2 separate regions of the Homo sapiens genome follow, and region 2 is linked to region 1. A link is an interaction called in ENCODE POLR2A ChIA-PET data of the cell type or tissue named here. Cell type or tissue: MCF 10A. All regions are shown on one strand. Region 1 has its middle 26 kb from the start of SLC60A1. Region 2 has its middle 3.5 kb from the start of TRK-TTT8-1.

Region 1 (4,000 bases):
TGAGGGCTCAGCAGGGCCCTAGCCTGCGCCTGTTTTCAGACCAGGTTGCTGCTCTTTTGGCTGACGTCATAAAACAGAGCCCTGGGTGGGCGTGGTGGCTCACGCCTGTAATCTTAGCACTTTGGAAGCTGAGGCAGCGGGATCACCTGAGGTCAGGAGTTCAAGACCAGCCTGCTCAACATGGTGAAACCCCATCCCTACTAAAAATACAAAAATTAGCCACGTGTCAAGTGAGGAGCACCTCTCTCTGGCCGCCGCCCTGTCTGGGAAGTGAGGAGTGCCTCTTTCTGGCCGCCACCCTGTCTGGGAAGTGAGGAGCACCTCTGCCCGGCCGCCGCCCACCATCTGGGATGTGAGGAGTGCCTCTGCCTGGCCGCTGTGCAACCCTCCAAGTGTGAAGTGACAGCCTTGTGGGTGATACTTCTGCCCTCCCCAAGTTTGCATTTTTGACATTGAAGTTTACTTTTTAATTAAAAGTTTTAAATTGGAGAATAAAAAAAAATTAGCCAGGCGTGGTAGCACACGTCTGTAATCCCAGCTAACTGGGAGGCTGGGGCAGGAGAACTGCTTGAACCTGGGAGGTGGAGGTTGCAATGGGCCAAGATCGTGCCACTGCACTCCAGCCTGGGCGACAGAGCAAGACTCTGTCTCAAGCAATAACAACAACAACAGAGCCCCAAGTCAGTGTTTCTCAACCTTGCCCCAACCGCTTCCGAATCACCTGTTATTTGTCAAAAATGCAGATTCCTGCCCCCAACTCTGATTTGTTGAATTAGGATGAGGAAGAGGGGACAGCGCCCAGAAATCTGCACTCTCGGCTGGCACCCCAGCCATCACTTATGCACCTGAATGCTTGAGAAATTCTGTCGCAGAACATGGACTTTGGAGTGTCACAGACCTGGGTTCCAGTCCCAGCTCTGCCACAAAGTAGCTGCGTGGTCTGGAGCAATCTCAGTCTCTGTGAAACTCAGTTTCCTCATCTAAAGAAATAGGTTACTACACAAGCTTATTGGTCTTGCTGTGAGTTGATTCTCACAAGACCAATCAAACAATGAAGAAATGTACGCAAAGCACTGGGCACCTCGGAGAGATGGCACCCCCAGCCTAGTGGTAAAGAGAGGGATGCATAGAGGAATGCTTTCTCTGGGAGGAAAGAGCTGGGAGCACTGAGCATTACTCACCCACTGGCAAACACTGACCCACTTCAAAACAATTCTGACTTTCCATTTCCTCTGGGGGGAGCTCAGTGAAGCTTTCAAAGGTGACTAGGTCCTTTCCCATACTCAGGTGTGAGCCATCCCAAGTCCCAAGTTGGGGTCAGGTGTTGTAAACAAAAAATAATACAATTTTGACTCCTTCCACACCTCCAGCTGAGCCCTCCATCCACGGCCCCACCTGCCATTTCCCCTCCACGTGACATTCCTAGATCCCTCACTGGGTGGCAGGCCCAGTCTGAAAGGCCCTCTTGGCAAACCACGGGTCTGCCAAGGTCCCTGGGACCTGTAGCCTCAAAGCCAGGAGTTTCCAAATCCTTCCTTCTCTTTGGCTCTCCCAGTCTGGCCATGCAAAGAAACGCCAGAGCTTTTAAAAAGTTTCGGCCATTCATAATGGATTAGTCCACTCCGGAAACATTCCCCAGCTCTGCTGAGAGCCTGCCAGGCGACTTGGTGACGTGCTGCTCTCAGCGCACACAATGGGCATGGGAGAACAATGACGAGGAGAAAAACATCCCGCCCGCGTGTCCATGGGCTCACATCCTCCTAGGACCCCGCCCCCGCATGCGCTCCCAGAGCTGGGGGAGTGGGGCGGGGGGACGGGGAGGGAGGGATAGAGAGAGGTGCTAGAGGACAACTGCGAGAGCAAGTGAGGGAGGGGAAGAGGAGGAGCTCACCCAAATTTCCCCGGTTTGGCTGCATTCTGAACCAGTTGGGTGAGTCAGATTAGAAGCCAAATCTGCTTATTCTGGCTCTCCTGCTAGCCCCGCGGCCACTGCTCACGGCCCGATGCTGAAACGGATTAAAACCTGAGCTGGCAAACAAAACAGTTCAGAGTTACTGACCTACGGTGCACAGCGTTGGGGCAGGGGTGTGCCTGGTAGGAGGCCAAGTGTTGCCACTTAACCTCCCATGTGCAAGGAGTTCAAAATCCCAAAGCCTCAGTTTCCCCATCCACTGAAATGGGGAAATCGTGCATGCTCTGTTTCCCTCACAGAAGGTGAGGCAACAAGGGCTACTGGGCGTGAAAGCATTTTCATAATTATTAAAAACATTAGCCAGGCGCGGTGGCTCACGCCTGTAATCCCAGCATTTTGGGAGGTTGAGGCAGGTGGATTACTTGAGGTCAGGAGTTCGAGACCAGGCTGACCAACATGGTGAAACCCCGTTTCTACTAAAAATGCAAAATTAGTCAGGCATGGTGACATGCACCTGTAATCCCAGCTACTTGGGAGGCTGAGGCAGGAGAATTGCTTGAACCTGGGAGGCGGAGGTTACAGTGAGCCGAGATTGTGCCATTGCATTCCAGCCTAGGCAACAAGAGTGAAACTCCATCTCAAAAAATAAATAAAAACAAACAAACAAAAACCCAAATAATTATTTAAAAAAATACTTGGTCACCAGGTGGTGTCATTCCTCTGACAAAGCCACTGGGGGAGGTCACAGCCAGGAATTAGAAGGCATGGCGCTTTTCATCCCAGGCAGCTTACAACTTAAACCCAAGAAAGAGACTTAGACACTGAAAACCTAGATACAAGAGTGTAGACTAAGCTGGGTGCGGTGGCTCATGCCTGTAATCCTTTCACTTTGGGAAAGGAGGATGTGAGCCCATGGACGCGCGGGCGGGATGTTTTTCTCCTCGTCATTGTTCTCCCATGCCCATTGTGTGCGCTGAGAGCAGCATGCCAAGGTGGGCGGATTGCCTGAGCTAAGGAGTTCAAGACCAGCCTGGGCAACATGATGAAAGCCCGTCTCTACTAAAATACAAAAAATTAGCCGAGCATGGTGGCATGTGCCTGTAAGTCCCAGCTACTTGGGAGGCTGAGGCAGAAGAATTGCTTCAATCCAGGAGGTGCAGGTTGCAGTGAGCCAAGATAACGCCACCGCACTCCAGCCTGGGTGACAGAGCGAGACTCCGTCTCCAAAAAAATAAAAAGTGTAGACTATAGACAACTAGAATTTCTAGACTGTCTGGCTTGGGGTAGGTCTGGTTGGGGATTGGGAGAATGCTTGGGGGATTTACTGAGAAGTGGTCACTGTTTCTATGCTAAGCTCTGTTTTTCACTTAGGTTATAGGTATTTGGGTGGCCTTTCAGGCAATGGAGGTTATGAGGGAGCTAAGGCCCCTGTGGACCCCTTGGCACCAGCACTGGCATAGGCCCACTTGCTACCACCAGAACTGAGCACATATGGGAGCATTCACGGGGCTGATTAAGGAAGGCTTCCTGGAGGAAGGGAGTTTGAGGCATGTTTGAAAGAAGAAGAGGGGGGATTATAAAACACGAAAGTGACAGCAGACAGGTTTATGTAACATCCAGGAGCAAGAATGAGACTCTGAGGGCATCCAGGACCCACCTTCATTGTAGGGACAAAAGCACCAAGGTCTCAGCCAGGTGAGGGAGTTTGCCCAAGGCACAGTGACTGAACTGGAACTGGTGCTGCAGGGAGCTGGAAGGAAGGAAGGAAGTCCAAACAGAGGGAACGTGGACAGACTCAGGCACAAGGGCTTAAGGTAGGAGGTGCCCTTGGGGAAAATGGGTCCTTGGTCTAGTAGCAAGATTGCAGAGTATGCAAAGAAGTCGGAGCCAGGGTACAAGGGGCTTAGGCACCTTGCTAGCGAGGAGGCTCAACCCTTAGTGGTGACAGTGGGACAGTCAGTGGAATGTCCTGAAGCCTCTCTGGAGGCCCTCTGCAGCCCAGGAACACCTAGGAGTGGAGGTTGGGGAGTAGAGTTTGGAAACACCTTAGAAACAAGATTGGCTGTACCCCGTGACTGTAAATGGGGA
Region 2 (4,000 bases), 66 kb after region 1:
TATGTGTGGAACGAATGGTTGCAACATTGTTCCTGGAGAGTTCTCAGAACTCTCTGAGAGTTTGTAGTGAGGAGTGAGGGTGCTTATGAATGAAGCTTCACCCTGCCCCCCCACCCCCCACCACCCCACCCCCCTCCCCATCACCATGGTCCTGGGGATACATGTTAACATTCATGCCCTGCCCAGGTGTGATGGCTCATGGGGGAACTTGGAGACTTAGGAGATAGACAGGCAATGAAATAAGTGTGGTGATCAAGCAAGTATGGACTATAATGGAATGAATAAAATAAATGGTGGAGAGGCCTCATTGGGACCCCCAGGACTGCCCTCTGCTCATGTGGTGATATTGGCACCAAAGACAGGGTGTCTTAGCCAGGAGTAGCTCACTTCTGTCATCCCAGCACTTTGGGAGGGTAAGGTGGGAGGATTGCTTGAACCCAGAGTTCGAGACCAGCCTGGGCAACATAGCAAGACCCCACTTCTGCAAAAAATTAAAAAATTAGCCTGGCATGGTGGCACACACCTGTAGTCCCAGCTACTCGGGAGGCTGAGGTGGAAGGACAGCTTAAGCCCAGGAGTTTGAGGCTGCAGTGGGCCAAGACTGTGCCACTGCACTCCAGCCTGGGCAACAGAGCAAGACCCTGTCTCAAAAAAAATTTTTTTTTTTGAGACATGGTGTCTTGTGGTTACAGATTCTTGGCACCATGGCCCTCCTCCCTCCCTGCCCTCCCATGCCAAGGGCCAACATTGCTGCCCTTTAGTACCTGGAAGGGCTTCACACCATTAAGGGCTTAATATCATGAGGCCCCAAGGCCCCTGCCAGCTCACTGTGTTTAGAGCCATATTTAAATCAGTTCAATGCCTCTGGGAAGAGAAAGCCAGCTGCCCGGTGATCCCTCACTACCTCTCCAGGCAGCTCAGAGATGCCCTCTGAGCTTCTTCCTCCTGGGTTCATCTGGAAGCAATCTAACATTGTTTAAAAGCTAGCCTTGACAGGCAGATCAATTGAGGTCAGGAGTTTGAGACCAGCCTGGCCAACATGGAGAAACCCTGCCTCTACTGAAAAATACAATAATTAGCCGGGTGTGGTGGTGCATGCCTGTAATCCCAGCTACTCTGGAGGCTAAGGCACGAGAATCACTTGAACCCAGGAGGCGGAGGTTGCAGTGAGCCAAGATAGCACCACTGCACTCCAGCCTGGGTGATAGAGTGAGACTCAGTCTCAAATAAATAAATAGATAAATAAATAAAAGCTAGGCTCGAGCTGGACAGCTGGACAGCCTGGGTTTGAATCCTACCTCGACCCTGTAGTAGTTGGGTGGCCCTGGACAAATGTCCTCACCTCTCTGAGCCTCAGCTTCCGTATTTGTAATGAGACCTCCACCATGGAGCTGTGCAACTACATGACCTAATGTACATAAAGTGCTTACAGCAGTGCCTGCGTGTGATTAGCTCTGTTTTATGAACAATGCCCTTGCTTTTACTACATTGCGTTCTGTGTTACTTGCTCTGCTCTCCTGAGTCCTTGTGGGCAGTACCCTCTAGCTTCCTCATTCATCTTGGTATCCCCAGGGCCTGGCACAGTGCCTGGCTCAGAGCAAGGAGGCCAAAAATATTTGTGGAGTGACGTCTGACTTAACCGTCAGAATGAGCACTGGAATGGGCTGGAGCCAACAGCCAGTGCTGCCCACAGGTGGGCAGGGGCACGCTGCCTGGGGAGGGGTGTGAGGGAAGCGGGCCAGGACCAAGGGAGGCCCAGTCAGGGGATGCTTGGTGCTGCTTTTCCTGCTTGCAGATCCCAAGGCGCAGTGGCCATCTGCCGGGGGCGGGAAAGGCAGGCCCGTCCTCCGAAGCAGGTGCCCAGGCAGGTAGAGTCTGGAGCCAGCCTAGAGGATTTACAGTTCTGCCACTGAGCGCCTGGACCAGGGACAGCTAGAGGGAATCCACATGGCCCTGCAGAATGGAGGGGGCAGCTGGCCAGGCCAGGCCTGGGACAGAGGGCACCCCTGGAACTGCCAGGGTTTGAGGAAGGAGGGGCAGTCCTGATGGTTAACCCCTCAGGGGGAAGGGCAGAGGATGTACCCTGCTGGAAGGACTGAGAATGTCAGCAGACAGCCAGCCCTGTGCCTCACCACACTCCCAGGAGACCCGGGCCAAGGTGGGAAGGAGCCTGCTCTGAACCTTACGGGGCTGTGACAGTCCCAGGGCTCACACCCTGCTCACCAGTGTGCTCCTCACCCCACATACAGCTTCGCAGGCACACCTGGGGCCGCGGGGTCTTCATCCTTGGAGCTCAGCTAGGCCATAGCAGGTAGGGGTGGGGGATGGGGGCAGGGATCTGACAGTCTCACTCAGTTGAGGGGGATGTTGAGTCATAGATGTTGGGAAGCCCATTCTAATGGTGATGGGAGTGATCTAAGTCCCTCAAGGACTGGCTTTCTTGCTAACAGATGAGAAAGGGTCTGGCATGTTGGATCATGGGTGAGGGGTGTCCTCTGCTCTAAACCTGCTCAGGGTCGGGCTCCATTTTCTCTTCTCAGCCTTTGAACCCCAAAAGATGGGACTGGCCAACCAATGGACAGCTGAAGATGTCGGCCAAATCCCTGCGGGTGGGGACACCCTGCAGAGTGACAGTGACCTGCTGCAGGAACCCCATACCACACACATATAAACACACTACACGTATACACACACACACCACACATACACCACACACATATACACACACACATGCATATGTACAGCACACACCATATATATACCATACATACTACATACACACACTGTACACATACACACACACACCGCACAGCACACATATACACACACTACACATATATACACACACAGCATTCACACCACACATACTACACACACATCACACACACACACCCCCAACCCCATACACACCACACACATCCCTTTCCCTCCCTCACCATCTCACTAACACACATACACACCACTCTGCTCCTTTCACAAGCTAACAATTGCAACAGACATGCCTGCCGGACTTAATGTTTCCCGTAGGGAATGAGGTGGTGGTCAAGGCCTGGCTTGTGGGAATGGAGGTATGGTTCTATTAGCAGTTGTGTGTATGTGACATATTAAACCTGAGTTTGCTGTTGTTCAATATTCAGTCATTCAACATGTATTTCCACACTGATTAAACACTTACTATGTGCTAGGCACAATTCTAGGTTCTAGGGAATCCTAGTTGAGGTTTCCCAAGAAGTGAACCTTGAGACAAGGGCTTTAAAAAAATTAAAAAGCTTTATTGAGATATAACTCACATACCATATAATTTACCCCTTCAAAGTGTATAATGTGGTGATTTTTAGTATATTAAGAGTTGTGCAACCATCACAATTTTAGAACACTTTCATCACCCTATAAAGAAACCTCATACACATTAGCAGTTATTCCCATTCTCCTCTTCCCCTGACCCCTAGCAATCACAAATATAGTTGTTGTGTCTATAGATTTCCCTATTCTGGACTTTCATATCAATGGAATCATACAATATGTGGCCCTTTGTGACTAGCTTCATTCATCTAGCATAATGTTTTCAAAGTTCATCCATGTTGTAGCATGTATTAGTACTTCATTCCTTTCTATGGCTGAATACTATTCCATTGTATGGATGTACCACATTTAGCTTATTCATTCACCATTTCATGGACATTTGGGTGGTTTCCACTTTCTTGCTATTATGGATTATGCTGCTATAAATATTTATGTACAAGTTTTTGTGCGGACATATGTTTCAATTCTTTCAGGTATAGATACCTAGTGGAAATGTTGGGTCATATGGTAGCTCCATATTTAACATTTTGGGAACCTGCCAAACTATCCTCCAAAGCAGCTACGCCATTTTACATTCCCACCAGCAACGTATGAAGCATTCCAATTTGAAATAAAGTTTTAACTGTAGAATTTTATTTAGGAAGTGATCCCAGGATATACCAGGAGTGGAATAGGGAAGGGAAACTGGGAAGGGAAG

The links. Peaks named below come from ENCODE experiments on the same cell type or tissue, not always from the same donor. Only the 100,000 strongest peaks of a DNase experiment are listed, where the experiment ranks them.
Region 2: POLR2A ChIA-PET joins it to region 1 with 6 read pairs; 5 of 35 experiments call an interaction of 5 or more read pairs at or near these places.

Annotation. Positions count from the first base shown.
Region 1 is chr1:205,541,391-205,545,390 of GRCh38, reverse strand. No RefSeq gene overlaps it. Among named protein-coding and RNA genes, the nearest start is that of SLC60A1, 26 kb to the left of the region's middle. RefSeq lists silencers at 1,711-1,840, 1,941-1,990 and an enhancer at 1,556-1,850. In MCF 10A, no CTCF peak of the experiment used is centred here; DNase peaks (open chromatin) are centred at 1,220 and 1,810.
Region 2 is chr1:205,475,686-205,479,685 of GRCh38, reverse strand. No RefSeq gene overlaps it. Among named protein-coding and RNA genes, the nearest start is that of TRK-TTT8-1, 3.5 kb to the right of the region's middle. In MCF 10A, no CTCF peak of the experiment used is centred here; a DNase peak (open chromatin) is centred at 1,575.